3 separate regions of the Homo sapiens genome follow, and all the other regions are linked to region 3. Evidence: chromatin loops called from intact Hi-C (ENCODE). Cell type or tissue: ovary. All regions are shown on one strand. Each heading gives the region's core, and the rest is flanking DNA. Links, peaks and the distances in the headings are about the cores only.

Region 1 (10,435 bases), core at 1,022-9,021, 130 kb before region 3:
CCTATAAAAATATAAACTGTAGTGAGAGTGTACAAAAGTATTAACAGAGGTTCAACCCATAAAAAACCCCATCCATTTAAAAGCTGGCAATTCGCAGCAGATGTGGGGAGGGAGCTCCCCTCGGTCCTGGTGCGCGCATTTGGACAGGCCTTTGGGTTTCCCAGCTGGCAGGGTCCCCCTTGCAGGGGCCACGGGCTGGGTGTTGGGGTGAAGGTTCAGAGGAGGAACAGCAGCTTGGGGCAGCCCCTGTCAGAAGGGCCCCCTGCCATGGCAGCCAGTGGAGGCCAGGGACCTTCAGGGCACTGGAGGGGACAGAGCAGCTCTTTCCTCAGTGACCCGAGGGAGGGGAAGTGTTAGCGCAAAAGAGTGGGGCCCACAGTCCTGGAAGGAGGAGTTGGCTCCGTCCCGTTCCCAAACTTTAACCAGGCGGAGCCGCCCTCTCTTGCCTTCTGGACACGCATCACTTGATTCCAGGCAGGAGAACCTCTGAGAAAGTGTCCCCAGTCCCTTTCCTCCAGGAACTCTCCTGCTGTCGCACACACACACTACCCGGCAGCTGCTGACAACTGCCTGGAAACACTAACATACCACCGTGGGTTGCAGCCACGACGGGCCCCTGGTCAGGTGCATCTCTCAGGGCAAACTGGACAACACGAGCCTGTCCCTAAAGGCAGCTCTTAGCCCCAGGACATGGCAGTGTGTGCTGGCATGTTCCAGGGGCCATTGGCTTGGAAAGTAAAACCTAAGGGCAGCTGGTGCTGGCCCACGGGCCCAGCCCCATTCCTGCTGCACCTCCTCAGCAGCCACCCCCCAGGCTGACAGCTGTCGTTTCACGATGGGCTGAGGGGTGGGGTGGGGGGTTTCCAACACTTGATTCGAGCGGACTGCAACGCCCAGCTCACAGGACAACTGAAGGAGTCAGACCTCAAATTGCTGTTCTCAAAGACAATGACAACACCCATTTTTGATGCCTGAAAAGAGGCAAAGGCTTCTGGCTAAATATAGAGGCCAGCTCCGTCTACCCAGTGAAACATTAACCAACTCCGCTAAAGACACGAAGCCGGAGCTCACTCTAGCATGTGCTGAAACACCAACTTTGCCGTGGCATTGCTAGAAAGTTGACAGCAAAAAATAATAGGAAAAAAGTACTTCTTAAAACTGCATTACTTCAATTCTTAGTCTCAGTGTGTTCGTATCAACAGAGGATGGTTTCCAGTTTTTTTCGGGTAATATGAAACATTCCACTGAGACTGTTTCTCCTGTATTTTCATAACACTGTGCCAGAAAACATCCTCTCACATCTACGCATCAGGGATGGTCTAGAGGGATTAAGCAAAAACAAGCTCCTTGCTCAAAGCCTCTCCCCAGCCTTCAGAAAGGCAGTCCTCTGAGTTCCCAGAAACTGCTGTGTCAGAGGCAACAGTGACCCTGCATCCTGGCAGAGAACAAGGATGCTTCCAGGCAGTGGTGGGGTGGGCACACATCTGGGAGAGCTCGCCCAAGCCTGCCCCAAGCAAAAAAGTTTCCCAGCCCCAGGCACTGGCAGCTGGCCTCCTGCACAACCCAGGCAGGTGGAGGAGACACCAGGAGCACTGGCCATCCCCAAGGAGGCCATGGTTTTCAGCTGTCCAAGACCGTTCACACTGCGGCTGCACCACTGCCCTGCAAAGCACCCCCGAAAACATTCCTCCATCCCCTCAACCAAGGCCAGCCCAGGCGTGGGCCTGCTTTGCAATATGACGGTCCACTGTTTACTTGGAATCCCATCCCATCGTACTTGGTGAATGATTTCCACGAGTCAAGAAGGGCATTCCACAGAATCTCATGGAGCCATGTCAGGCATGGGGCAAGCTGGGGACAGAGCAGCCCAGTGATCTGCAAACACAGGCTGGCCATGAGAAGTGAGGGTGGGTGTCTGGGCAGCCAGGCCCTCCCCATGCAGGCTGGGAGCCACTGTTGGAAGAGTTGTGTGTGGAAGAGCACAGGCTATTCTAGAAATGGGGCATGGCTGGCAGCTTAAAGCCACCAGTGGGAGGTTCACGGGCTTTCTACAGTGGCCATTTCTGAACAAAGGATGTGCCTGCTTTTCTAAGGCAGCCCCTTTTCATACCGACCTTATGCCTGAGGCAGCAACCCTCTGGCCTACAGGTGCCTGAAGCATAGTGGGCATCCTTCATAGCACTGCCATTCAAAACCACACACCACTGCCCACTATGTACAGGAGAGAGAATATGGGGAGATGCCCAGCAAAGCAAGGTTTCAGAGGGTCAGAGCACCGACAGGCTGACGGAGGCTGGAAACAGGCTCTTGCAAATAGCCACTGGTAAGCCCGAGGATCCACCAATCAGGCAGAAAGCGTGACTGAGATATGTATAACCAAAAGTATGGCACGGAAATGGCTGTAAACAGATTAGACCTCCCACCCCTGCCCCCCGCACAGTGGGAAATGAGGAAGGGCAGCCTGGCTTGGGACATCTGCCCAGCAGATCCCCAGAGGCCACACACGTTACATTCTGGCTTTTAAGTGCACTTTCACCCTTTGGGCACACTTTGGTTGTGAAGGCAGGAAGAGCAGCGTCCCGGAGCCCACTCAGGTATCCTCCTCCTCGTCACTGACCAGCTCACCCTTGTCAGGGCTGGTGTCCCGCTCATGCAGGAAGTCCTCACGGATGGCCTCCAGCTCGGTCAGCTCCAGCCGGACTTTCTCCAAGTGGTAGGCACGTCGGTTCCGGATCTGGCGTACGGGGAAAGGGTTCAGGTCCCCAAAGGAGATACTGATCAGCTTCCTGGCAGGACGCAGGGGAGAGACAAGAGAATCAGCGGCGCTCCAGAGAGTGCTCACACACAGCCCTCACAGGCACAGCAGGTGGCCTGGGGCAGGGTGGGAAGAGCACTGGCCAGGCTGGGGGCCTGATGCAGGGGACGAGGCCCACCTTCTGCAGAGAGGTGACAAGGAACAAAGGCCCAGCAAGAGGCAGGTTCAGAATGATGGCCTGCACTCCAGCTCTGCCACATGCTTGCTGTGTGACTGAAGTCACTGCCTTTTGTGGCCTCTGATTCCTCATCTGCACACTGGGGTAACAGTAGTGCCACCTCCTAGGGTGTGGGATTACTCGTGTTCCCACACATAAGCGCTGAGAAGAGCTCCTGGCACTTGCATGGTGATGGTGGGTATGTCTGCATCCTTGGGCAGGCACGAGGCCTGGCACCGGGCACGAGTCCAGGACGTCTGTGTCCCAGGATTCATTGACTGGGAATGAACACAGGCCCAGGCAGTCCTGGTGATGACTGTCAGACCTAGTCGGCAATGTGACAAGTGTCCAGATGCAGTCTACAGAGAAATGTGCAGCTCGTGGGTTTCACATCCCCAGGTCAGGGCTCCAATTTTCAATAAAATGTTAAGGTTATGATCCACTTGCTCCTAACCACTGGTCAGTGGCTTAATAAAAACAAAACCAAAAGCTGTCCTGAGGCCTGGCTATGGATTTGTAGCACTAATGGGTCAGTCACACTGGTCTCTGGGGATCACAAAATAGGCCAGTTCCTCCAACACTGGGGCCACCATCTTCCCCTCTCTGGATTCTGCCAGGCCCCAGATGCTTTGTATCCACCAACATGGGCTCATGCGCTTCCCTGTCAACCAAAGGCCCAACAGACTCACCAGCCCCAGGAAAAGCTGTGATGAAACAGAAATGCCCCGAAGGACTTCCTGCCTGTCCCCATCAGAGCAGGCCATTTGCTCCTGCTGCTGTCGGCTGCGTGGGCTCCTTTTAACACAGGCACACACGAGGGTGCAACCTTTTATGTTTCAAAACACCCACTACTACCTGGACATGCTTAACTCTCATCCAGAGGCTTAAGGTCAGAAAGGCCAGCTTTATTTAAATTCCGAATTCACCAGTGTGTGTTCTGGAACATGGGAGCACCAGAGAACAGAGAACGCCCAAGCACAGGGGTCCCCGCGTGTGGATTTCTCAGGTTCCGCCTCCTGCCTGGCTCTGCAGACCGGGCTGCCAGCCCCAGCAGGTGGGAGGAGGCTCCGTGTGAACGGGGCACAGGGTCCCCACCACCAGTCCTTTCTCCCCAACAGCTGTCAGCCCACAGCCCCCACAAACCCCAAACCTACGGCGCCCAACACTCCTGTGCTGCAGAACACGAGCCCGAAGTATAATTCTTCATTTGCTCCTCAGTCAGGAGCTGACAGAGACCCCTCGGCCCAGGCTGGCACCCGGGAAGCCAGACCCCACCTCTGCCTCAGGCCTGGAAGGTTCCTCTGGGAGATGAGAAGGTGTCCCATGGTCAGCTAAATTTGGGAGACGATGCTCAGCGCCTTAAAAGGCTCCTAGAAGTCCTGCTGCAGAACGTGGTTCAATCCTGTGTAACTCCCGTCTCCTGAATGCAGCTGACCACACAACTCCCTCCCTGTGTTTCTGAAGGCCAATCGCTGTGCTGCAGGACTGGCCTCCTTGCAACCACTAGTCTGGGAAGCTCATTAAAACACTGAGGCTCCAGCCCAGAGGCGGGTTATGGGCCCCTGCAGTCTTGATAACAGCGGGGAGCCTGCCACCGCCTTGGCACTCTTTAAAGCACCTGTTGGTGTGGCGACCCCGCTTTCTAAAGCAAGCTGCAGGGGAGACCGTACCGCGAGCCGCTCACAAGGAGGCGCTGCAGGACCATGCAAGGCCCAGCAGTGTGGGAGGGGCCAGGTCGGCCTGCGGTGCCAGGGAAGGGGCGGGCACTCGCCAGAGCCACGCCCACTCGCCTCGGCTCCTCCTGGCAGCGCCTGGGACCCAGTACAGAACTGAGGGCAGCGGCGCTCCCAACACTGCCCTAGCTGTCGGCATGGGTGAGCTCACTCCCTGTCACTCTCGGCAATCCTGACCCAACACGAGATGAACAGAAACCCCCCAGGCTCACCCCAGGACTCAGAATCAAATTTCCCCCGCAAATATGATTCCCATATCCCTCCTCATTTGGCAGAAATCAGGGCACTCTTGTTGGTGCTATTAGTAAGCCTGAAACTATTACAAACACACTCCCCAGTAAAAGACTAAAAATAGCGATGACCTCCAGGAAGCCTGGCATGGCCTCAGCCAGCACCTCAGCTCCCATTGTCCAAATCGGCTCTCAGGGTCAGAGCAGCCAACAGCTGCGGTCCAGGGGATATACGGATGAGGGTGGCCCAGAACAGGCAATGACCGTGTGGCCAGGGAGGGTTCCTGAATACTTGGCTGCCCAGGCCAGAAACACAGGGCTCTTCCAAGTCAAGGATCACTTGAGCCCGGGAGTTTGAGACAAACCTGGGCAACATAGTGAGACCTGGTCTCTACACAAAAATTTAAAAAATAGCTGGGCTTGGTGGTGGCACGTGCCTGTAGTCCTAGCTACTCAACAGGCTGATGTTGGAGCATCACTTTGAGCCCAGGAGGTTGAGGCTGCAGTGAGTGGTGATCTCATCCACGGTACCCCAGCCTGGTGACAGAACGACATCCTACCTCCAAAAAAAATTTTTTTAAACTGAGTAGACAGGTGTCCTGGTGGCATGACAGGTCCTGGGTCCCCTTCCAGATCTGTGACCTTGGACAGGTGGCTTTTCCTCTGGACTTCAGTGTCCCCATCTGAGTGAGAAAAGGCAGTGGGGACGCAGATCTTCAAGTTGAAGCAGTGTAGAAGCCGCATCTGAAAAGCCATACTTGGGGCTCCAAGTCCAGCACACAGTCCTAGCAGGGCCCAGCGGGGTGGCCAGGGTGGCACAGGTATCAGGTCCCAACCTCCTTCCCTCTTTGCCCACTCTCAGACCAAGGAATTCATCTTCTCAGAGCTGCTGTCCAACCTGTACTCGCATGGGGACCAGAACACGCTGATGGAGGAGTTGGCAGAGAAGGCACAGTGGGGCGGCGAGATGCTGCGCAAGCGCCACGTGCTGACGGAGGCACCCAGCAACATCGGTGAACATCAACACGACCACTGTCAGCACGCCCACGGGGGCCCGTGGATGACTCCTGGCTGCAGGTGCAGAGCATCCCAGCTGGACGCAGGTACCAGGGCCAGCCCCCACGGTCCCAAAGTCCCCCAGGCTCCATGGCTGAGCCTGGGGGCTCTTGAAACAGGCTCCGTGCCCAAGCTGGCAGATGTGGGTAATCATGCCTGTAATCCTAGCACTTTGGGAGGCTGAGGCAGGCAGATCACTTGAGGTCAGGAGTTGGAGACCAGCCTGGCCAACATGGCAAAACCTGTCTCTACAAAAAAAAAAAAAAAATGAATTGGGCGTGGTGGCGGGTGCCTGTAATCCCAGCTACTCAGGAGGCTGAGGCATGAGAATCGCTTGAACCTGGGAGATGGAGGCTGCAGTCAGCCGAGATTGCACCGCTGCATTTCAGTCAGCTTGAGCAACAGGGTGAGACTCCGTCTCAAAAAAAAAAAAAAGGTAAGAATGGTTCAACTTTTACTTCATCCTATCAATAGGTTAAAGAAGAGTAAAATGGACAGATTTGGAAAACCATTTTTTATTTAAAAAGAGAAAATTAGGAACAGATGAAAACTGTCTTAAGAGTATTTGAGAAACAAAACAGCAAATTTAACATCAGACAAAATATCTAAATTGAGAAATAAAGTTAAAAGGTGGATGGTGTGCCCTTTTAATGTCATACTGGAGCATTGTTTCATAGATACTTGTTTTACTATTAAAGATTGATTATTTAGAGCCGTGGTCCTCACACATTAGAGTGCATCATCATGCCCTGCAGGGCTTGTGAAACCGGCTGCTGGGCCTCACACCAGAGTTTCTAACTCAGTAGGACTGAGGTGGGGCCTAAGCATTGCATGTCTATGTTCCCAGGTGACGCTGATGCTTCCAATTTGAGACCATGCTTTGAAAAGCACTAGTGCAGGGAAATATACTACAGAATATGTTATGAATATACTGGAGAATATGTATATATGTTAGCTTACAGATTTCTGTCCAGTAGAAAAGATAACTCCCAAAGGTGACGTTTTTATTTCCCGATATGATTTTCTTTTTAAGTCAGAATCTTGCTCTGTCACCCAGGCTGGAGTGCAGTGGGATGATCTCGGCTCACTGCAGCCTCCACCTCCCAGGTTCAAGTGATTCTTCTGCCTCAGCCTCCCAAGTAGCTGGGACTACAAGCACCCAGCACCGCGCCTGGCTAATTTTTGTATTTTTAGTAGAGACGGGGTTTCACCATGTTGGCCAGGCTGGTCTTGAACTCCTGACCTCAGGTGATCCACCCACCTTGGCCTCCCAAAGTGCTGGGATTACAGGTGTGAGCCACCATGCCCAGCCTCCCTATAGGATATTAACAAGTTTTGTCTCTATCTCAGAATGCATTTCGGAATGCCCTTCCTGGAGCACTACAGACACTGTCTCTCAAAATGCTCCTTGAACTAGCTTCACCGTGTTGCTGACTCCCTTGTAAATTAAAGAAAATATCTTATACGTATTCCTTCATTATCTGTATGAAAGTCAAGCTTTTCACATTGTGAAAATTATACTTCAGGCTGGGTGCAGTGGCCCATGCCTGTAAGCCCAGCACTTCGGGAGGCTGAAGTGATGGGATTACTTGAGGCCAGGCGTTTGACACCAGCCTGGCCAACATGTCGAACCCCATGTGTACTCAAAAAAAAAAAAAAAATCAAAATTAGTTGGGTGTGGTTGCACACACCTGTAGTTCCAGCTACTTGAGAGGTGGAGGCACAAGAATTGCTTGAACCCAGGAGGCAGAGGTTACCGTGGGATGACATCGTGCCACTGCACTCCAGCCAGAGCCAGAGCGAGGCTCTCTCTTGAAGGAAAGAAAAAAGAAAATTATACTTTGATACAGTATGCTAATATAAAGGATATGATATGGTTTGGCTCTGTGTCCCCATCCAGATCTCATCTTGAATTGCAATAATCCCCACGTGTCAAGGGTGTGGGCCCAGGTGGAGATAATTGAATCATGGGGGCAGTTTCTCCCGTGCTGTTCTCGTGATAGTGAGTGAGTTCTCACGAGATCTGTTGGTTTTATTATAGGCTTTCCCCTTTGCTCGGCTCTCCTTCTCTCTCCTGCTGCCCTGGCAAGAGGAGTCTTCTGCCATAATTGTAAGTTTCCTGAGGCCTCCCCAGCCATGCAGAACTGTGAGTCAATTTAAACCTCTTTTCTTTATAAACTACCCAGTCTTGGGTATTTCTTCATAGCGGAGTGAGAATGGACTAATACAGTGTACTAATAACAGCCCAGACAGTAGTATACAGGTACTAGTATACTTTGATGCTAGAGGTATTCCCATTAAGGTCAGGAGCAGTATGCGCTATCATTACCATGATCTAACATTGTTCCAGAGGGTTTTAGGTCAGCAGTTCTCAACTGGAGGTGATTTTGCCGCCCTGGGGATATTTGACAGTATCTGAAATCACTTTGGCTGTCACACTGAGGAGTGCTGCTGGCATGTGGCAGGCGGAGGCTGGGGATGCTGCTAAACATCCTGCGAGGCGCAAACAGCTCCAGAACAGAGAACTGTCCAGCCCTAAACATCAACAGTGCTGCTGTGGAGAAAGCCTGGTCTAGACAAATAAAACATGGGAAATCCATTAACATACATGTGGGTGGATAATAAACTGGCATTTGCCAATGGCAGTCTAGCTAGGAGGTCCAAAAGGAGCACCTGAAGGACAGTTAGATTTTGCAGGGGCTGCATGGTGGCTCATGCCTGCAACCCCAGTGCATTGTGAGGTCACATTGGCAGGATCTCTTGAGGCCAGAAGTTCAAGACCAGCTTGGGCAACATAGTGAGACCACATCTCTACCAAAAATTAAAAAATCAGCCAGATGTGGGGGTGTGCTCTGAGAGTCCCAGCTGCTGAGGTGGGAGTATCACTCGAGCCCAGGAGTTGGAGGCTACGGTGAGCTGTAATCAAGCCACTGTACTCAAAAAATATTTTTTTTGAAATAGGGTTGTTTTCCATTGCATACAGGGTCTTGCTGTGTTGCCCAGGCTGGTCTCGAACTCCTGGCCTCAAGCAGTCTTCCTGCCTCAGCCTCTCAAAATGTTGAAATTACAGGCATGAGCCACTCCCCCTGGCCTTAAAAAATAAAAATAAAAAAATAAATTACATGGTGTTATGTGGCCAGTTGAAAGATGTTAGAAAACAGTTGTGCATGTGACCCAGCTGTAACCAGTTATAAAAGTATCAGGATCATTAAGAAATGTACTATATCTGGCTTTCCCAAGTTTAGGTTCCTGATGAAAGAATGAGATGGACCTTTTCTTCCTCCCCTCCTCACCTCCCTGCAAGAACCAGGATTGTGCATTTTGACGGGCAGGCTCTTACCTCTGGCAGGCCACAGGGGGCATGCAGAGCCTTTCTGCATGTGCTTTTTGGGCACTCGGATAAAGACCCCCTGTCCAGGCCTTTGTTTAGGATATTTGGCCCATGGAGAAATGAGGCTGGAATCACCTGGGAGGGATAGAGGCTTCAACTGGAAGGAGGAGTGACCTGAACTCCAGGTTGTGGGCCTACGCTTTGTTCCCATGCAGCACCTCGTTAGTGGTGACTGAGGCCTGGAAGTCGGGGACCTTGGTGACCAAGTGTTGAGTGGACAGGAGGAGCTAAGGGAGGTGAGGGGCATCTCTCCAGTACTGACCCCTCCCCATGCCCAAATCAATGCCCTCTATCAGCTCAGACACAGCCCCACCCAGCAGCAGTGCGGGTCAGGAAGGGCAAATGCAGTCGGCACGGATCTGCTCCATAGTCTCCACCTCACTTCGTCTCGGGTTGAGGGGAGTGAGTCCCCACAGCACTGATATGATATCCTGTCAGCTGAGAACATCCAGCTTGATTTAGACAGATAAGGTGGGACATCTCTAGGGCATGGTGTGTGGAGCAGTGCCATCCCTCTGTGGCAGCGAGCCAAGCAATAAACCAGAATGTGCAAAACCTGCGTCCCAGAATCACCATTCCTGGAGGAAAAGCCTATATTGTCAAGATGCCCACAACTAAATTAACCCAAACATTCCACCCAGCCTCGAAAAACCAGTAGAACTTTGACATTAATACACTAACCCTCAGTTCTATACGGAAATGTGTAAGAATAGCCAAATAATGTAACGTGCGGTCATTGAGAGAGAGAAGCCCGTCAGAACAAATGGAACCAAGTCCAGAAACATGTTTGTCTAGGCGCAGGATGCCAGCATGTGTGTCAGCCAGGGAAGCAGACCAGGAGGAGATATTAAGATTTAAAACCCAGCTCTGTAGCTCAGGCCTATAATTTGAGCGCTTTGGGAGGCTGAGGTGGGAGAATCACTTGAGCCCAGGAGTTTGAGGCAGCAGTAAGCTATGATCGTGCCACTGCATTCCAGCCTGGATGACAGAGCAAGACCCCATCTCAAAAAAAAAAAAAAAAAGTGCTCAGATGCACCCTTACATGAAGCCACC
Region 2 (10,435 bases), core at 773-8,772, 570 kb before region 3:
GCCCGTGTGACCCAGAGATTGGGTTAGGAATCAGGTTCCATCTTCTCTCCTGGCTCACAAACGTGTGTGTTGCCAAGAACTAGTAGGAGGCCATGGCTGTGCTCTAGCTGTCTCAACAGAGAAGTAGCTTAAACCCTTACAGTGAGGGGTGGGGTGCCTTAACTATAAGGAACAAAGGCATGAGAGGCCTCTAAGACAACATCTGCATGGATTTGTTTGACTCCCTCATCCCAAATGATGATCATTCATCTCCCTGATCATCCATGTGGGAAAGTTTGAGGCCAGATACCAGCTCGAAGCAAGACCAAGAAATTCAGGCTCTGGCTTGGTAGACTTCTGAGGTAGAGTGCCGTATGAACCATACTTTTACTGTCTGAAAATTGATCTTTAACATCTACAGGATGGCTACTAGCTGCTCCCATGTAAACCCTGCAGTACCCGAAAACATCCAGAGACTTTAGATAGCCCCCAAACCAGCCACAATGGATGGGATTTTGCAGGGGCACCACCTCCAAACATAGCGGGCCAGTCTGCCTTATGGCCAACCCTTGTGTTCCAGTGGCCCAGCTTGGTGTGCCATGTTCTCACCAAAGGACTATCAGTGTCATAAAACTGTGAAACTCTTTCTAGTTTCTCTCTTGACCTGCATCTGACCTCAGCAGACTTCACCCAAGGTAGCATTGGTTAGAAGAAAGCAAGTGGAGCCCATGATTCTAAAACTGTGACGACGGAAGGGTCATTCATCAAAGGTTTTGACTGAAGGAAGTGAATTGGAAGCCAAGGGAAAATTCCAAGAAAGAAAAGGACTTAACTGAAAAAAGGTCATTATAGACTCAATCCCTTTCCTTTATTTATAAGTTTAATAGATTAGTTTGGAATTTGTTGAAGATACTTTTCATCCAGATTTCAGGGAGGTACATAGCATGGTAACCCTGTGAAGACATTGGAGCAATGGATAGTTATACATCCAGGTAGATCGGAAACCAGTTCAACAACTCTAGCCAAAGGCTATTGATAAAAGACAACTGACATCTAGAAGGAGGTCAGAGCCACTAACTAGACGGTAGCTGTGCCTTGGATGAAGCTTATCTAATTTGCAGCTGTCATGAAGTTGAGTACAATACTGAACAAGTCGACGACAGACTCCTCTGTACGGCAGCATCACTTTGTCATTAAGCACACAGACTCTGAGCTGAATCTGCCCAGGATCGGATCCCAGCTCCAGCACTTACTAGCTAGTTATGTTTCGCAAATTACTTAGGCTGTGAGTATTAGTTCCAACACTCAACTGAGCCTCTCCCTCATTAAACCAACAAGAGAATTTAAAGGGATTGTATAGGCCAGGTAAGGTGGCTCACACCTGTAATCCCAATACTTTAGGGGGCCAAGGTGGCAGAGTCGCGGGAGTCCAGGAGTTTGATGCCAGCCTAGGAAACATAGTGAGACCATGTCTCTAGTAAAAATAAAAATAAAATAAAAATGTAATTAGCTAGGCATGATGGCACACCCTTATAGTCCCAGCTACTCAGGAGCCTGAGGGAGGAGGATCAAGGATGCAGTGAGCCGTGTTCATGCCACTGCACTCCAGCATGAGTGACAGAGCAAGACCACATCTCTTAAAAAAATAAGAAAGAGGGCTGGGCATGGTGGTTCACACCTATAATCGCAACACTTTGGGAGGCTGAAGCGGGCAGATCATTTAAGGTCAGGAGTTCAAGACCAGCCTGGCCAACATGATGAAACCCTGTCTCTACTAAAAATACAAAAAAATTAGCTGGGTGTGGTGGCACAGCTACTGGGAAGGCTGAGGCAGGAGAATCACTTGAACCCAGGAGACGGAGGTTGCAGTGAGCTGAGATCCAACCACTGCACTCCAGCCTGAGCAACAGAGTGAGACTCTGTCTCAAAAAAATGTAAAAATATAAAGAAAAGAATAAAAAGGATAGTATCTGTAAAGTGCCTGGAACAGAGTTAGTGTTCAACAACTGTCAGCAGTGTTGTTAGCTGAGGCTGGTCACTGGGTGACTGTAATATCAGTCAGGGTCTCAGTGATAACAGAAAATACACTCAAATTGGGATAATGTGAGGATGGATTGCTTTCTAAAGGGACTATTTACAAAGGTGTGCTTGAGATTTAAAGAATCTGAAGATAGTGCTATAACCCAGGGTAGCAATTGCAAAGCCATTACCACTCCTAAGCCTAAGGGCCGAGGGGAGGAAGCAGTTGTTAAAACCCAGAGGGAGAGAGAAGCATAGAAAGGAGGCCACCAAGGGAAACAGTGTCCTTTGGTTGAAGGACACAGGTGACCACCCTGGGAGGAAGTGAGCGGAGTAAACACCCCCACCCTCTCTCTGATTCCAGCTGGAGCACCCATTGGCCAAACCCAACAAGAAGCGCAAGAATGGGTGAGCCTGGCCATACAGGTCAGTTTCTGGGGCAGAAAGCGGGGTGGAAAAAGGTGACAGTGGGTCTGGAGGGACAGAAAGACACCTGGTACGAGCATGTTACATTTGTTGGGGACAAAGTTAAAATCCTGCCTGTCATTTCAATGAAGCGACTACAACAATATTCAGGATGGCAGATATTTAAGAGCAGCATCTAGAAACAATGATTAAAAGGGTTCAGTCGGCTACAAGTCCAATATTCAGCCATTCATTCATTTACTCAGCAAATGCAGGGAATGCACACTGTGTGTCCAGACCTGCACTAAGCATGACAATACAAAAATAAACAGAACAAGAATGTATCCTGAGCAGAGGACATACTGGCATACAGTCGGTGCTCAGTGAATATATGTGGAACATGTGAATGAATCAACTTCATCGTAATGGACTGTCTTCATAGTCCAATATGGACATAAGATGATTTGGTGGCAGCAGTGACTAGGGGAGGGGAGGCGGAGGGCAGGGACAGGTAGTATCAGACCCAGTCACAATGCTTGTTGAAGTGGTGGTAAGGGGATTGGGAGACTCTCTTCTAGACAGAAATGCGGGGCATGTCCAGGGCCCTGGCTCCCTCAGGTCCCATGTGCAAAAAGAAGCATGACATCCAAAAGCTCGATGGTTTCCCAAATGCCCAGGGAAGCCCCAAGTGCGAAGGCTGGCAGGGAGGTCAAGCCAGGTGAGTGGCGGCAGCCAGTCTCCCCTCAGCTGCCATGGCCGGTGGGCCCGGAGCACAGGGAGGGCAGGCACCAGGCTTGTGCAAACTCCAGCTCTCAGGCAGGTGTGATCCTGTTGTACCGTGTAGGGAGGGGTCCCTGAAAACTGTCAGTCTGAAGGCCCTGGAGGGGAGGTGTGGACTTCCGCATGGGTGATTCCCAAGCCCAGCAACAGAGCAGAGCAGGGTGTGGTCCAGGGAGTGTCAGGGTCAGATTCTGGGTCACCATCACCACCCCAGGAAAAGAGAAATCCAAATAGCAAAAATAAAGAAGAAATGGGCAATTTTAGCTGATGGGGGGCAAATGGAGGTTTCTTGGGGGAAGACAAAGAGGCTGTCTTCAGACCTCCAAACCGAGTCTGAAGGCCAGCTGGGGCAATCGCTGGGGCAATCGCTGGGGCAATCGCTAAATCTGCCTGCTTGGAAGCAGCATCAGCATCCGAGAGCTACCGTGCCTCCAGCCCAGGTCTGAGGTGTGAAGGCCTCCTGAAGCCCTGAGAGCCACTTTTGGGAAACCTCTCCAAATCCTGCACATGCTGCAAGACATGATTAAAACCCAGCCCAGCCATCTACAGGTTTTATGATTTGGGGCAAGTCAGTAAATGTCTCTGAGCCTCAAAGTCTGCAAATATCTAATGGGAGTAATCCAACTTCCCAGGGTTATTGTGAGGATCAGATGAACTCGTTATGGTAAAATACTTAGCACAGTACCTGGCACAGATTAGAGACCCAAGGGCTAATGCCTTTCTCCTCCTCCTTCACCTACTGCTTGATGCTTTGCAGAAAGCAGTGGTTCCGAAAGCAAATGGGGCTTTAAGAGTGAGGGTGGGACAACAAGACCATCTCTGTGGCCTAGAAGAGGCCGCATCATGGGGACTAGCGTCCTCCCAGTTCTGCCAGTTGTTCTTCCTGTCTTTGAAGTTCCCCAGGGACCACGGTGAGCCTATCCAGGCAAGAAAGCCCAGGCAGACTGGGCTCAGTGGCTCACACTTGTAATTCCAGTGTTTCGGAAGGCCAAGGCAGGGGGATCACTGAAGCCCAGGAGTTCGAGGCCAGCCTGGGCAACATAGGGAGACCGCTGTCTCTACAAAAAAAAAAAAATTAAAAAATTAGCTGGGCATGATGGTACACGCCTGTAGTCCCAGCTACTTGGGAGGCTGAAGTGGGAGGATCATTTGAGCCTGGGAGGTGGAGGCTGCAGTGAGCCATGGTCATGCCCCTATACTCCAGCCTAGGCGACAGAGCAAGGCCCTGTCGAAAGAAAGAAAGAAGAAAGAGAGAAACAGGTAGGGAGGGAAGGAGAGAAAGAAGGAGAGAAAGAGGGAGAGAGAGAAAGAAAGAGAGAGAGAAGGAGAGAGAGAGGAAGGAAGGAAGGAAGGAAGGAAGAAGGAAGGAAGGAAGGAAGGAAGGAAGCAAGCAAGCAAGCAAGCAAGCAAGCAAGCAAGCAAGCAAGGAAGGCCGGCCCAGACAGCGCCCTCAGCTGGTGGAGGTTTGCAGAGTTCCAGGGCTCAGCTACCAGCTTCTGGTCCCTACCTGACTCAGGGCTGCTGGGGACTGAGGAGCATCTCCTTGGCCGTCGAATGCATGTACCTGGAGAGCTTTTGCTTTTCATTTTCCTCCGGCCCTCTTAGCACGTCTCCACGCCACTGTCGAGCTGGATGCATCTGCCAAATGTAAATCCTCCGGGTTGTCTGAGTGAACAAGCATTCCAAAGGGGAAGCTCCTAGAATTCCTGGGCCCTGGTTGCCCTCAGAGCTCATCTAGACCAGAGAACGCTTTCAGAGGAACAGCCCTCTCTAAGAAGGCAATTAAAGCTCCACTCTTCCCCTCCAGAACTGCATAATTATACCTTGTACAAACACACACACACACAAAATTCTTAAAATTTCAAGTGTTTCACAGAATTCCCAGCCATGGATCCATAGATCTCAAGTTAAGAACCCTGGATTCACCTAACCCCCTCAGGTTGCAGATGTAGGAGCTGAGGCCCAGAGAGGGGAAAGGACTTGGATGGCCAAGATCACACAGGAGTTAGTGGCAGAGCCAGGGGAATATTTTCAAGCTGCCTCTGATACCTCTCTTGGGCTTCTTGATGCTCCTTTCAGTGTGAGAGCATGAGGAATAGGAGAAGGAGCCTGAAAGCCCTATAATCCTGACAGGCAGCACTCTGGCCGAAGGTGGGATCATTTGCGTAAAAGCTCACATTTGCCTAAACCTGGAGAAATAATAGCAGGGTTTCTCTCCAGCTGCCAGGGCCCTTTCTCACCACCAGGTGGCGCTTGCATCATGCATTAGACTGGAGTTACAGCCAGAAAGCACTTGAAAATAGGGGAGATCTCAGTTCGTCTCCTGATTACAGATGGGGAAACTGAGTCCAAGAGAAAGCAAAGGACTTCTTGAGTTATCCTGGACAATTATCTTCCTTGTCCATGATCCTGTTTCCCTTGTCCAACCACAAGTAAGGCATTTAGACTAGAATCAGTTTCCAACAATGGAACTTTGGGTGTAGCGGAAGTTGCTTGGGGAGGTTTCTTGGGGAAGACACAGAGGCTGTCTTCAGGCCTCCGAGTGAGCAGAGCCTCTGAGCCCCTCACTCTGTGCTGCCACGAGCCCAGCCCCATTTTACCTGTTTGACACACTAAGCTTCAATGTATAATTTCATTCAAACAAAGGGTTATGTGCCTAAAATACTTTGAAAATCCCTGATCAGGAATTCCACACAACTCTACTCTAGGTATCTTTGTGGCTTCAAACACTCAAGTGTTTCCAAACTGGCAAAGGCACATGGTGCTGATAAGAGGAGAGAGGCTGGAGAGACCCCCAGCCAGGAGGGCAGAGCTGGGATTCAAGCCCAGCTGGGATTCAAGCACATCTGACTTCAGATGCGGGCTCCTTCACAGCGTCAGCCATGCACAATAATGGAGCACCTACGTTGCACCAGGGATTAGCCCTGTGTATGTTCAGTGCAGTCACATCTGTTATTTAATCTGCCTCTCCCAACTTTGTCACTGTGTGTAAGGATTACCTCCCCATTTTACAGATGAGAAAACTGAGGCTCAAATGATCTGTTTAAGAGAGAAAAATGAACCAGATTTTCTCACAGATAAGATTATCTTGGTCTTCCAGTCTCTCCAGGGGAATCTAGAAATAAGCAGGAAAACTATGGGTACCCCCAGAGCACCCCTGACCCAGGCCTCTCCTTGTGGTCCACTCACTGCCTCTGTCTCTTGGGTACACATCTCCATCCCTTCATTCATACTCAGCTCCTCCCTCCCTCTTTCCCACTATAGACTCCCTGGACATCCCCAGCCTGATCTCCTTGACACCAGTCAACCTTCCACAGACCCCAGGAAGCCTGACACCTGGATTAGGCAGGAGGCTGCCTGGGACCCAAACCCCTCCCCAATTCACCATGTCTGCAAGCTCACCACTAAGAGTGTCAATATTTGGGGCTGAAGACTTTTCCCATGGTAAAACTAAAACCTCTGGGAAGCCACATATTTTAATCTAAAATTAGACATTTGAATCCCAGAGCGAGTGAGTATCTGATCTTTTCCAGAGAGCAAGGAGAGAAGAAAAAAATTACACAAAGTCTGGGAATTGCGGCTTACACCTTCAATCCCAGTACTTTGGGAGATGAGGTGGGAGGATTGCTTGAGCCCAGGAGCTTGAGACCAGCCTGGGCAACATAGTGAGACCCCATCTCTACAAAAAAATTTTTGAAGAATATCCTGGCATGGTGGCCTACACCTGTAGTCTCAGCCACTCGGGAAGCTGAAGTGGGTGGATCACCTGAGCCCAGGAATTTGAGGTAGCAGTGAGCTATAATCATGCTACTGCACTCCAGCCTGGACAACAGAGCAAGACCTTGTCTCTGAAAAAGAAGGAAGGAAAGAAAGAAAAGAAAGAAAGAGAGAGAGAGAAAGGAAGGAAGGAAGGAAAGAAAGGAAGAGGGAGGAAGGGAGGGAGGGAGAAAAAGAAAGAAAGAAAGAAAAGAAAGAGAGAAAGAAAGGGAAGAAAGAAAGAGAAAGGAAGGAAGGGGAGGGAGGGAGGAAAAGAAAGAAAGAAAGAAAGAAAGAAAGAAAGAAAGAAAGAGAAAGAAAGGAAGGAAGGAAGAAAGAAAGAAAGAAAGAGAAAGAAAGGAAGGAAGGAAGAAAGAAAGAAAGAAAGAGAAAGAAAGGAAGGAAGGAAGAAAAGACAGAAAGAGGAAGGGAGGGAGGGAAGGAGGGAGGGAGGAAGGGAGGAAGGAAGGAAGGAAGGAATGGAGGGAGCGAGGGAGGGAGGGAGGGAAAAAGAAAAGCAAAGAAAAATTACATGAAGATTCCCGGAAGTCAGAGGGGCGGAGGCTGAAGGGAGGCAGTGTGCACAGTGCGGATGCCATGGGCACCAAGGATTGTCATCATTTACCCATGGGGCTCTCTCCCCCAAGACTCCCACATTCTTAAATGTGTGTGTTCAAGGCCAGCCCCCAAGCTGGGTACAGCTAAAGAGATTCACCAGGTAAAGTTCTTGCCCTTGGGGAAGGCAGAAACGAATACACACAATACCACGTGAGCGAGCAATGAGAGAGTTGCCTCGTTGTCGTGTGGGAGCCCAGAGCTGAGGACACTATCCTCTACCAGGGAGTCAGGGAAGACCCAAGGAAGTGACAGTGGCCTAGAATCAGAAAGGGTGAGCTTGGGCAGTTCCAGTTTCTTTGGAAACTGAAGCTTACTCAGTGGTGTGCACGTGTGCGTGTGTGCACGTGCGCTGGCAAGAGGAAGTAGAAGCCTCTCTAAACAAAAGGATACAAAACCAAAATCGAGTACAAAATCTAATATTAATTTAGAATGAGAAAAGAAATCAGAACAAATTACTTTTTTTTTTTTTTTGAGACAGAGTCTCACTCTGTCGCCCAGGCTGGAATGCAATGGTGTGATCTTGGCTCACTGCAGCCTCCGCCTCTCGGGTTCAAGCAATTCTCCTGCCCCAGCCTCTGAGGAGCTGGGATTACAGGTGCTGACCACCATGCCCAGGTAATTTTTCTGTATTTTTAGTAGACACATGGTTTCACCATGTTGGCCAAGCTGGCTTCGAACTCCTGACTTCAAGTGATCCGCCTGCCTCGGCCTCCCAAAGTGCTGGGATTACAGGCGTAAGCCACTGTGCCCGGCCCAAATTACAATTTTTAAAACTGAAAATATTACCAAGCTCAAGAAAGTCAGAAAAATAACGTTTTTATTAATATTCCTGAATTGCCTCTAAAATGCTTTTCTACAATATGTATTTTTGTTTGTTTAATCTTTGATAGCCTCTGATATGATAATAATTTGTAATGCCACCTTTTCTTGTAAATACAACATTAAAATAAGTCTTTCATTTCACAGGTAGATCAGTAAAAAATATTTATTGATAATTTCACAATTTATTATTTGTAGAAACAATTTTTAGGATTGTTATCAATTTGGGAAAACCTCAAATCAAGGATCAAGGATCTTTTATATAAAAACTGCAAGATTTCAAGGCATTTCAGGTTTCTTTTGCAATAATTTCTCTTTAAATTGATGGCACTCACTAAACACCTGGTCACCAATGTACTTGTGGTAGCAGCATATTGTAGGTTTCATGTTATCTTTGTCAATGTTGATTCATTCCAAATCAGCAAGAAATATAAATCTTTTATAAATATATTCATATGATTTTCTCCTCTTCATTAATTGGATAAGCAAACCATCCAAGAACCAACCCATTACTTATATTTAAAGTTCATCTCCTCTTAATAAATTATATACAATATGTGTGTAATTCACTCCTTGATGACAGAATAATTTTGTTGCTTATCTTTATAGCTTTTGTTTCAAATTTCATTAATTTGTATTTGAATATTCTCTCAGTTCTTTAATAAACTAAAGATATCCAAAAAAAGGTTTCCATCAAGTATGTCCTAACCAGGAGTCTGTGATTTCTCTCTTGTTTTACAGAAACATTCCAACATGTCTTCCCAAACTGTAGTTATAATGACATGTTTGAGCTTATTCACCTTTTTTAAATGAAGTTTTTGTATCTTGTACTTGAATTTCTCTTCTATCTTTAAAAAAAGAAAATGTGTTTAGGCTCCTTAAAATACCATGAGCCCACGTGGCAAGGCTTGACCTGTGCATTTTGGGTTCTAGCCAAGGAGAACTTGAGTTGGGGGAACATTTAGCTTGTGTTAGTGAGGTTCACCATCAATTCGATTTAGAGTTAAGTTATTGTGAGCCTTTTCGAGTGTAGGAGGGGCTTCCAGGAATACTCTCTCCACACCCTGCTCCTTGCCAGACCGCTGGTGCCAGGGCCCTGAAGGGCTAGGCCAGCCATTGTACCACAGTATGAATGTTACTGACTCCTCCAGTGCCACAGACATGACAGCAGGTGTGACGAAGGGGACGATGGAGTAGAAAGAGCCAGTGGGCATAGCCAACTGTAGTCAAAATACAGTATCTTACTTTAGCACTTTTTTTTAAATTTTAAAAATTAATGTCTTTGGGAGGCTGAGGTGGAAGGATCACCTGAGGTCAGGAGTTCAACACCAGCCTGACCAAGATGGCGCAACCTTGTCTCTATTAAAAATACAAAATTAGCTGGGCATGGTGGCACATGCCTATAATCCCAGCTACTTGGGAGGCTGAGGCAGGAGAATTGCTTGACCCAGAAGTGTGTGAGGTTGCAGTGAACCGAGATCAGGCCATTGCAGTCCAGCCTGGGTGACGGAGCGAAACTCCATCTCAAAAAACAAAACAACAAAAAAAAATTAATGCCAAATGAACACATTGTTAAAGCCTCTCCTGGGCCTTGGGCTGTGCACTGACATTTCCTTAGCTTCCTATATATTTACCTCTGAAGGTAAGAAGGGTAAGCCACAGAGAGAAAAGGGAATTCCAAGCAAAGGCAACGAGCATGAGCAAAAACACAGTGGCCACTCATTCAAAAATATATAACCAGTAATAAGCCCTGAGCAACTAGGGGGACATGAGGCTGGTGAGATAGACCCTGGCCAGATGACAAAAGGCCCATGTTCCCAGCCAAGGAGGTTAGACCACAACTGGATTAAGAGGCCAGCACAGTGTTCCCAGATTACAGACATTGCTTCCCTTCCTCTTCACTTCCTGAGGTTCCTCCAAACACACACACACTTTTTCTTTCCCTCGTAACAGTTTTTGTTTGTGTGTTTTACGTTCTAATCAAACGTCCAAGGAGGGAGGTCGAGGAGGACTTGAGGGTAGCTGCTATTTGATAGCAGAATTTTAGAAATGTGCAGAG
Region 3 (9,971 bases), core at 1,972-9,971:
TTCTCCTTCACTACAGTCGGGTCTTTTCAAGAATGCCATTTAAATGGAATCATACAGTAGTGACCTTTGGAGACTGGCTTCTTTAATTCAGCATAGTGCCTTCGAGATTCAATCAAGTTGGGTTTTTTTCGTATTGCTGAGGAGTGTTCAGTGGTATGATGTTGACGCACATTTAGGCTGTTTCCAGTTTTTGGCAATTATGAATAGAGCTAATATAAAGATTCACATATAGGATTGTGTATGAATAAAAGTTTTCATTTATTTAAACACTCAGGAGGGTGATTGCTAGGTTATATGGTAAGTGTATATTTAACTTTATATGAAACTGTTGAGGCCGGGCATGGTGGCTCACACCTGTAACCCCAACACTTTGGGAGGCCAAGGCGGCAGATCACCTAAGGTCAGGAGTTCAAGACCAGCTTGGCCAATATGGTAAAACCCTGTCTCTACTAAAAATACAAAAATTAGCCAGGTGTGGTAGTGTGTACCTGTAATCCCAGCTACTCGGGAGGTTGAGGCAGGAGAATTGCTTGAACCTGGGAGGCAGAGGTTGCAGTGAGCCGAGATCGTGCCACTGCACTCCAGCCTGGGTGACAGAGCGAGACTCTGTCAAAAAAAAAAAAGAACAAAAGAAAGAGAAAGAAACTGTCAAACTGTTTTCTGGAGTGGCTATACCATTTTGCAATCCCACCAAAGTATGAGAGATCCAGTTGTTCAGCAACTGGATTCCACCCTGGTTTTAATTTGCGTGTCCCTGATGGCTAGTGATTTGAACATCTTCCACGTGCTTTTTTTTTTTTTTTTGTCTTCTGTATACCTCTTTGGTGAAGAGTCTGTTTAACTCTTTTGCTCATTTAAAAAATTGTTCGTTTTCTTACCATTGAGACTTTCTTTAGAAAACAACTTTATTGAGGTATAATTTACATACCATAAAATCCACCCATTTGAAGTACAATTCAAAGAGTTGTCGTAAGCTTACCACCAGAATCCAGTTTTAGAACATCTGCATCACCCCAGTAAGACCCCTCATATGCATCTACACTTAGTGTTGAGTTTTGAGAGTTCCTTATACATTCTGGATACAAGTCCTTTGTTGGATATATAACTTACAGTATTGTCCCAATGGGGGACATTTGCCAAGAGTTGAGAATGCTGTAATTGGAGGCCTGAGAGGTGGGTCCCAATTCTTACATTTTCCATTCCACAAACTGTCTCCTTTTGTTTGGTTTTAATATGGGTAAACAGCACATTCTGGAAATGATAAAGGTGACTCTCCATTTGCTGAATGCCAGGAGGAGAGTTTATGACAGAACTTCCTCCTGCAATAAAAGGATGTCAAAGAAGCCAACATCAAGGTGCCCCCCATCCCTGGTGGGTGGTCAGAGAGGGCAGGAGGCTCCAGGGCACCCTGCCTGGCCAATCAGTGCACATTCTTGGGGTTGCAGATGGTGGCGGGGAAGGGGACAGGTTCTGCAGGGGACTAGGGTGGGAACCCCATTGCCCTCTCAGATTGCTCCATCAGAAGAGCAGATGAGGCTGCACACAGTGGCTCACGCCTGTAATCCCAGCACTTTGGGATGGGAGGTGAACTACCGTCACAGCTGTAGTTCATTTGCTTGATACACCGCTTCCTTTCAACCCCCACATCCTCACCACCTGTTTCTTTGATCACCAATAAATAGCGTGGGCTCCCACAGCTGGGGGCCTTCGTAGCCTCCATACGTTGGCCGCCTGGTCCCGCTTTCTCTCTTGTCTTTTCTCATTCTTTTGACTCCGCCTGACTTTGTCACCCCCATGGCCTGGGGTTGGGTCTGATCACCCCAAAAAATTTTTCATTAAGGAACAATCCAAACGTATTCCAAAGTTAAGAGAACAGTATAACAAACCTCCAGGTACCATCATCCTGCCTCGACAATTATCAACTCATAGCCAATATTGTTTCAACTAACTTCCACCCACCCCTAAGCTATAAGGACTTAAAAAAAAAATACCAGTACTATATCTAAGTTTTTTTGTTTTGTTTTGTTTTGTTTTGAGATGAAGTCTCACTCTGTCACCCAGGCTGGAGTGCAGTGGCGCAATCTCGGCTCACTGCAGGCTCTGCCTCCCGGGTTCACGCCATTCTCCTGCCTCAGCCTCCCGAGTAGCTGGGACTACAGGTGCCTGCCACCACGCCGGGCTAATTTGTAGAGTATTTTTAGTAGAGACGAGGTTTCACCATGTTAGCCAGGATGGTCTCTGACCTCGTGATCCGCCCGCCTTGGCCTCCCAAAGTGCTGGCTGGGATTACAGGCGTGAGCCACTGCTCCCGGCTAAAATATTTAACAATTATTTAATAGCATGAGATACACAAGGCGTCCTTCCCAGGGTGTGTTAGCGTCTCTCCTACGGCGCCCGCCTAGCCCGGTGGTCCCAACCCCCTGCGGGAGCTGCACACGCCCCGGAAACCTGGGACAGAAACTGAGTCCCTCTCCTTCCTGGTGGTGGTGACAGCACCTGCTCAGATCTGGTCGGACGCCGCCGGCCGGAGCACCCAGCCCGGCGGAGAAGGAGCTCGCCCGGCGCTGGGGACTGGGACCTGGAGCCCCTTCCCCTACCGCACGTACGCCCCGCCCCGCGCACGCCCGCCCGCCCGCCCGCGCCTGGCGCAGCTTCACTCCGGATGGTTCCTGTCCTCCCGCGGGTCCGAGGGCGCTGGAAACCCAGCGGCGGCGAAGCGGAGAGGAGCCCCGCGCGTCTCCGCCCGCACGGCTCCAGGTCTGGGGTCTGCGCTGGAGCCGCGCGGGGAGAGGCCGTCTCTGCGACCGCCGCGCCCGCTCCCGACCGTCCGGGTCCGCGGCCAGCCCGGCCACCAGCCATGGGCTCTGGCCCGCTCTCGCTGCCCCTGGCGCTGTCGCCGCCGCGGCTGCTGCTGCTGCTGCTGCTGTCTCTGCTGCCAGGTACGCGCACAGGCGTTAGGGCTCCGGAGGGACGGGCGCCCGAGAAGGGGCGCGGGGTCCGGAGGGGCTGCCGGCGAGAACACCGCGCGGGCGAGCGGAGAGGGCTGGCGCCGTCGCCGGGGACTCGGAACCCGCGCAGACTGGCTCCAGCCCGGCGGCGACTTGGGTGGGGTGGCTTTTTCCCTTTCGGCTCACCTCCCACCCCTAGCCACCACCAAACCTGGGAGTCACTGAGCGGGCGCTGGTACGCGCCGGGTGATGGGGAGGTCGAGACCGGGTCCTTCGTCTTGGGCGCAGGAGTTGGGGATTCGCGTCCCCGCGCTGCCCGTCGCCCTGCCCCGCGCACTGGCTCCCAAACTGGCGCGCCCAAGCCTCCCGCTCCACCGTCTGCATCCCGCCCACCTCCTCATTTGACGGAGATGGCTGAAGACTTGGCCAAGGCCACCTCGGGAAGAGGGGAGTCGCTTCGGGACTGGGGCTGGAGCTGGAGCGCCAGCCTCTCCTCCGGTTGTAGCCTCCTAGCGCTCCTGGCTGCGTCGCTGAGGGACCCTCCACCGGGAGAGCGCCTCCTGTCTTCCTCCCGCTCTCCAGAGGAGCCTGCTGGGGGAAGCCGGCCCTGGCCCGCCGCTGGGAGGCTCTTGGGTGCCTGGGAGGGCTGGTGGGTAGCGAGAGTCGGGGACCGGGCAAGGCTGCAGGGAATTCCTGGAGGGCCCAGGCCGGCGGTCTGTCGTGCGGCTGTGAGCTCAGAGCGCTTTCCGCCCTCGGTGCCGAGGCCTGCACTACTCAGAACGCCATACGCTCTCAACCGACCTCCTGCCTGGGACCCTTCTTTCATCCTGGGGAAGGAGAGTGGGGAGCAGGAAAAATCCTATTTCAAGACCTGAGGAAGTTGGATTCAACTTCCTAGAGGATTCTCCTCCCGCTTCCCCAAGCTGCCCCCAGATCTGTACGTGGGAATCAGAAGACAGCTGACCCGGTATGCCTCACTTGTGCTGGGGTGTGGCTTAGGAACAAAGAGGGGTGCCCAAGGGTTGCAGAGGTCAGAGTCTTTCATCAGGATATGAAGACAGCATCAGCAAGAGCTGGGGGTCACACGAGATCACGGGAGTCACACAGTGCCTTGGCTTCTAAGAGGGCTGGTGGCCACCCCTACAGGGTGGAATGCAGGAGAGGCCCAGACCTGGGCTGTGTTCTCCCGGAGGCTGGGAGGTAGAAGACCTGGGCCTGGGCGACCGTGGTTGGCCCTGCCCCTGGGAGCGGACTGGCCATCTTTCCATCGTGGAAGCAGTGAGTGGCTGTACCCAGGCAGACAGCATTTGCCCCACACCCCCACCCGGCAGAAACAACCCAGGAAAAGATTGCGAATAGTTCTTGACCTCTTACCGCAGCACCAAGCTGTGCACTTCCTTCACAACAACCCTTTGAGGTGGATACGTTTATAATCCTTATTTTGACTGGTAAAGACACAGGTTCAGAGAGGTTAAGCCACTTGCCTAAGCTCACACAGCTTACAAGTGATTTGTCAGGATTTGCACCAGATCTGTCCAACTCCAGAGCCCAGGCTTGCAACCACTGTGCTTCTCACTGAATGCGTGTGGCCAGGTAGAATCCTGCCCCTCTTGGGCCTCAGTTTCCCATTTTGTAACCCACTGGGTTAGACTGGCCTGAAAGTCTAGGGTTCCACAGAATCCCCCCACAGGTGGAGGGGATGCTGTAGATGGGTGATGTTTCTGCTGGGCTGGGTGGGGGAGGTTAAGTAACGATTTCCCCAGGGACTGACAGGGCTGCTTCCCACAGTGGCCAGGGCCTCAGAGGCTGAGCACCGTCTATTTGAGCGGCTGTTTGAAGATTACAATGAGATCATCCGGCCTGTAGCCAACGTGTCTGACCCAGTCATCATCCATTTCGAGGTGTCCATGTCTCAGCTGGTGAAGGTGGTGAGTGCTGGAAGCCACGAGCCGTGGCCATGGGGACCGGGGCTTCTGGAGGAGCCTTTCCCAGAATTAGTCTTGTTTTGTAATTCTCCTGTCAACTTTAATTCCTCTTTCTAGGATGAAGTAAACCAGATCATGGAGACCAACCTGTGGCTCAAGCAAGTAAGTGACCAGACCCTAGGCACTGCTGCCCCCTGGTGGTGACTGTTTTATTTGCTTTAGGTGAACCAAGAAAGGCCTAAAGACCAGGCTTCATTTACTTCTGTGGAACCCAGATTGGGGTCCACTGACTGGCAGATATATCTCTTCTAAGGCTTGAGGTCACATGCACTGCCCTACAGTCCCCCTGGAAGGACTGTAGGGCCCAACCCCTCAAGTCCCAGATGGACAGGTTGCAGCCTGGAGAAAGACATTCTCCATGTTCACACAACAGAAGAGTACGAACCTGAGATTGAAGCCCTGCCCCCAAACCCTGGGGTGGTGCCTGAGACACCTCCTTCTCTCCCTCTTGCTAAAAACTCAGTTTTTTTTCCAGACGGGATCTCGCTCTGTCACCCAGGCCGGAGTGCTGTGGCGTGATCTCGGCTCACTGCAATCTCCACCAGCAGGGTTCAAGCAGTTCTCCTGCCTCAGCCTCCCAAGTAGCTGGGACCACAGCTGTGCACCACCACGTCTGGCTAATTTTTGGATTTGTTATAGAGACAGGGTTTCGCCATGTTGCCCAGGCTGGTCTCGAACGCCTGATCTCAAGCAAACCACACACCTCAGCCTCCCAAAGTGCTGGGGTTACAGGCAGAAGCCACTGTGCACAGCCCCTATACTCATTCTTAAGTCAGAATAAGATGCTGCTGTTGTTGGTAGCGTGGGAGTAGATTTTCCTGTTCAGATCGAGGCCAAGAAATTGCCTTCCACATGTCCTCCCCAGGGAGGCTTTGTCCAGACTTGCCAGGAGACATAATGGCCCATTGGCCTGCGGGTGACCCTTCTGCCAGCCTGGCCAGCTGAGCACTCAGCACACACAGCCTTCATCCCCAGGAGGTTGGAAAGCCAGATGGGCACAGTGCCCCACCCAGTACTTGATGCACACGTTCCCTCTGTGGCCGCAGCCTCACCCCTCTCTCCTCTGGTGCTCAGGACTCAGACCTCCCAGCCTCTGGACCCAGACACTTCCTGGGCCCTGCAGGGGTCATGGATTCTTCCCCCGGAATCTTTCAGAGTCCAGTCTTGCTTAACCTTGGGGTGAAAGAGTGTCTATGTTGGAAAACACCCCTGGAGAGCCATTCAGGGGCTGTAAACAGGCACATGGACCTGGACATGATGCATGAAGTCCAGGAGTCTCCACCTGGCACTAGAAGTGACCAGAGAAAGCACGAGTAGGCCCTGTTTGGTTGATGAGGGGCTGGGCTTGCTCATGGTTATGGGGGCAGTGGCTTCCCTAGTGCCAGGAGGTGGCCCGCAGAGCCAGCCGTGTGCTCTCTCCTGCACTACACCCACAGGAGAAGTTGGACTATGTGATCATGGCATGGATGTGGTTCGGTCACATGCAGCAGGGGTGGGGAGTCACCAAGATGGGTGGTGCCACGGGAAGTAAAACCAGGCTGATTCTTTTACCGTCTCCTTCTCCCTCCCTGCTTCCTTCCCCGAGATCTGGAATGACTACAAGCTGAAATGGAACCCCTCTGACTATGGTGGGGCAGAGTTCATGCGTGTCCCTGCACAGAAGATCTGGAAGCCAGACATTGTGCTGTATAACAAGTAAGGTGCTGGGGGGCCCACGCCCTCTCAGGGCTGTCAGCCTGGGCTCTGGGTTTTTGGCCCACTGTGCTTAAAACCTGGCCTTCCTTGGCCTTTTCCAAGAAGGCTGCATTCATTTGTTCAGTCCATAGGTATGTAATCAGCAACTACTACATACCAGGTACCAGAGATGTTGGAGAGCCACAGAGAGCAGCAGTGTGCTGAGTGGCTTCAAAGCAGGCATGGGTGGGTGGAAGATGGCATTGGGAAAGTTTCAAGGAAGAATTGGCATTTGAAGTGAATCCTGAAGATTGTGTAGGATCTCAGGACAGGGAGATGGAGCAGAGGAGGGCCCGGGGAGGCAGGAGAGTATGTCATGGGCAGCCAAGGTGACCTCATTGGCTGGACTGTGGGACATAAGGCTGGAAAGATCCATGGGCCAAGGACCAACCCCAGTGTGTGGAGGGGGAAGGCTCAGATGCCCGGGGCACCTGGAATGTAGCATCTGTTAGCAGCTCTGTGCAAACAGACAGGAATGGAGTAAACGGTCCCTCCTCACCTTGTCTTTGAAAGAGAATGAGGGTGTTGGAGAAGATCATAGCTGGGTGGGCCTAAGCTGTGTAGTCCCAGGGTTCCCAGCCTGCTGACTGGCATGGTTACCAAGGAGCTTTTTTTTTGGGGGGGTGGGGGGGGGAAGACTGAGTCTTACTGTCACCCAGGCTGGAGTGCAGTGGTGGGATCTCGGCTCACAGCAACCTCCACCTCCTGGGTTCAAGAAATCCTCCTGCCTCAGCCTCCCAAGTAGCTGGGATTACAGGCACGTGCTGCCACACCTGGCTAATTTTGTATTTTTCAGTAGAGATGGGGTTTTGCCATGTTGGCCAGGCTGGTTTTGAACTCCTGACCTCAAGCAATCTGTCTGCCTTGGCCTCCCAAAGTGCTGGGATTACAGCATGAGCCACCATGCCCAGCCCCAATGAGCTTTTTAAAAATACAGGTGTTTGGCCAGGCATGGTGGCTGATGCCTGTAATCCCAGCACTTTGGGAGGCCGAGGCAGGAGGATCACTGGAGGCCAGGAGTTCGAGACCAGCCTGGCCAATATACCAAAACCCCATCTCTACTAAAAATACAAAAAATTAGCCAGGCATGGTGGCGTGTGCCTGTAATCCCAGCTACTCCAGAGGCTGAGGCAGGAGAATCGCTTGAACCTGGTAGGTAGAGGCTGCAGTGACCTAGATCACACCACTGTACTCCAGCCTGGGTGACAGTGAGACTCCGTCTCAAAAAAAAAAAAAAAAAAAAAATACAGGTGCCTGAATTCAAAATATTTTATTCTTTGTTCCTCACTGTCTTTTCTAAAGTTAATATGTATTACGTTATCCAAAAAATCTCTATACCTGTCCCCAGGTCCTGCCCCACAGAAACACTGAGTCAGTGGGTCTGGGTAGGCCTAGGAATGGGTGTTTTCACAAAGCTGTCCTGGGGGCTGTGTGACCAGCTTGCTTTGGGGATCCCTGATCTGGCCCTTCCCTGACATTTCACAGATGAGGACTGAGGCCCAGAGTGGATGTGTGGCACAGCCAGGTCTGGGGTGGTCTCAGCCATCCACTGTGGCTTTGGGGCCACTGTGGGCAGTGGATGCAGGAGGCCGATGCTGTGATCAGGGGGCTGAGCTGGGCACCCCAGCCTGTCTCTGCCTGTGTCCCCAAACCTCTTCTCTACTCTCCCAACAGCAAACCTGCCATCAGACAGTTACCCTGCTACACGGTGTACCCTGCAGGCCTCCTCCCACTGGGAAAAGGTCTGGGCCTTGGAGAAAGGATTGATAGCCCCCCAAGTATGTGAAGCAAGGTTCCCATGTACAGAGTAGGATGAGCATTCTGGGCCCCGTGCTCCCAGCCCGTCTGGGTGGCTGCATCCAGGTCGTAGTTGAGAAGGGTGAGTCCAGGACTAAAAAGACTTCCCTGGCTCCTGCCATCGAGAGAAGCTGCTCTCGAGCCAGTCCTTCACAGTGGGCCACTTCCAGTCTCCTATGGATCCGGAATGTGCATCTTCCCGCCAGTTTTGGGAGGCCTCTCCTCTTTCTCTCTTGCAAAGGTTCTTCCTCTGCCAGACAGGTCCTGCTCATCATAGCACCTCCAAAACCCCTCCCTTTTCTCTAAGTCCACACAAAACTGATACTTCCCACATTTAAGCTCTTTCATTGGACTGACATAAATTTTAGTTGATATTTTGCAATATGCTAGTTAGTTCTCTGGGTATTGAAGAATATCATTTTTGTACCTGCATTTTAGAGTTAAAATGTTTGAATATTTAAACCTTTTACATTTACATTTAAACATTTTCAGCAAAACAGTTGATGTAGAATTAGTCTATTCTGATTTTAATGCTAAGAATACTTCTAGGTTTTTATGCCATATTAGTACAAAATAATGTTTTCTTATTAGTAGTATTGATTTTACAGTTAGTGTCAGGACTAGAGAAGCTATGTTTTATACTGAATCCCACTTTCTGGTCTCTGGCAAAAACAAAAGTGGGTCTTTACTCACTCTAAAGACAGTCCATGTTTTATTTACTGTTTTCCCAAGGAAACACAGCACTTATAAATGTTTCTTGTATGTAATTTGTATTTGTAAACTGGTCATCAAAGAACTGGGACACAATATAAACTCAACAGGCTTGCAGATTTTTTTCTTCTTGCACTGAATTGTCGTAGGAATCACATGGTTCAAATGCTCTTAAGGGAACTGGGCAGGGTGTAGAGAATTTTTGCTAAGCTACAATTAAGAAAATGAGCAAAAAGTTTAATCTTCATGTTTTGCGTTTTATAGCCATTTCCTTGCTGGCAATCTTGAGTGAACAGCTGGAGTACTGTAGGATTTATGATTTTAGCAATAATGAGAGGCGTAGCAAAATGTTGCAAATTGGCTGTGGAGAGGAGCAAATATCATAAGGAATTTCTTTGAAATCTGAAGCTGAAAATAACATTTAGAGAAAATCATCCAACTCATGTTCTCTCTCTTCTCCTAGTTAGAACTTCAATTGCTCAGGATTCACCCTCTGTTAAGGATTTCTCTTCTTTTTTTTCCCCCCACCCCGAGATGGAGTCTCACTCTGTCGCCCAGGCTGGAGTGCAGTGGCATGATCTGGGCTCACTGCAAGCTCCGCCTCCCTGGTTCACGCCATTCTCCTACCTCAGCCTCCCAAGTAGCTGGGACTACAGGCGCCCGCCACCACGCCTGGCTAATTTTTTTGTGGTTTTTTTTGGTTTTTTTTTTGTTTGTTTGCCACTGCTTTACAGTTTTTTTTTAAATTTTATTATTATTATACTTTAAGTTTTAGGGTACATGTGCACAATGTGCA

What was found. A loop is a pair of places that touch in the nucleus more often than their neighbours do. Peaks named below come from ENCODE experiments on the same cell type or tissue, not always from the same donor. Only the 100,000 strongest peaks of a DNase experiment are listed, where the experiment ranks them.
Region 1: it touches region 3 in a loop (15-fold over the local background); 44 of 110 quality-filtered maps call a loop at or near these places.
Region 2: it touches region 3 in a loop (6-fold over the local background); 13 of 110 quality-filtered maps call a loop at or near these places.

What each region holds. Positions count from the first base shown.
Region 1 is chr15:78,745,464-78,755,898 of GRCh38, reverse strand. It overlaps the pseudogene LOC646938. Among named protein-coding and RNA genes, the nearest start is that of ADAMTS7, 61 kb to the left of the region's middle. In ovary, for the core only: a CTCF peak has its summit at 4,683 (motif pointing right); a DNase peak (open chromatin) is centred at 4,698; H3K4me3 peaks cover 323 bases.
Region 2 is chr15:79,179,561-79,189,995 of GRCh38, reverse strand. No RefSeq gene overlaps it. Among named protein-coding and RNA genes, the nearest start is that of MIR184, 25 kb to the left of the region's middle. In ovary, for the core only: a CTCF peak has its summit at 5,424 (motif pointing right); a DNase peak (open chromatin) is centred at 5,415.
Region 3 is chr15:78,613,681-78,623,651 of GRCh38, reverse strand. It overlaps CHRNA3 (cholinergic receptor nicotinic alpha 3 subunit), which reads left to right and starts at 2,656. Exons shown (of 6, transcript NM_000743.5): 1 at 2,656-2,939; 2 at 4,737-4,876; 3 at 4,991-5,035; 4 at 6,519-6,628. The coding sequence starts at 2,858. In ovary, for the core only: a CTCF peak has its summit at 5,057 (motif pointing left); a DNase peak (open chromatin) is centred at 5,061; H3K4me3 peaks cover 792 bases.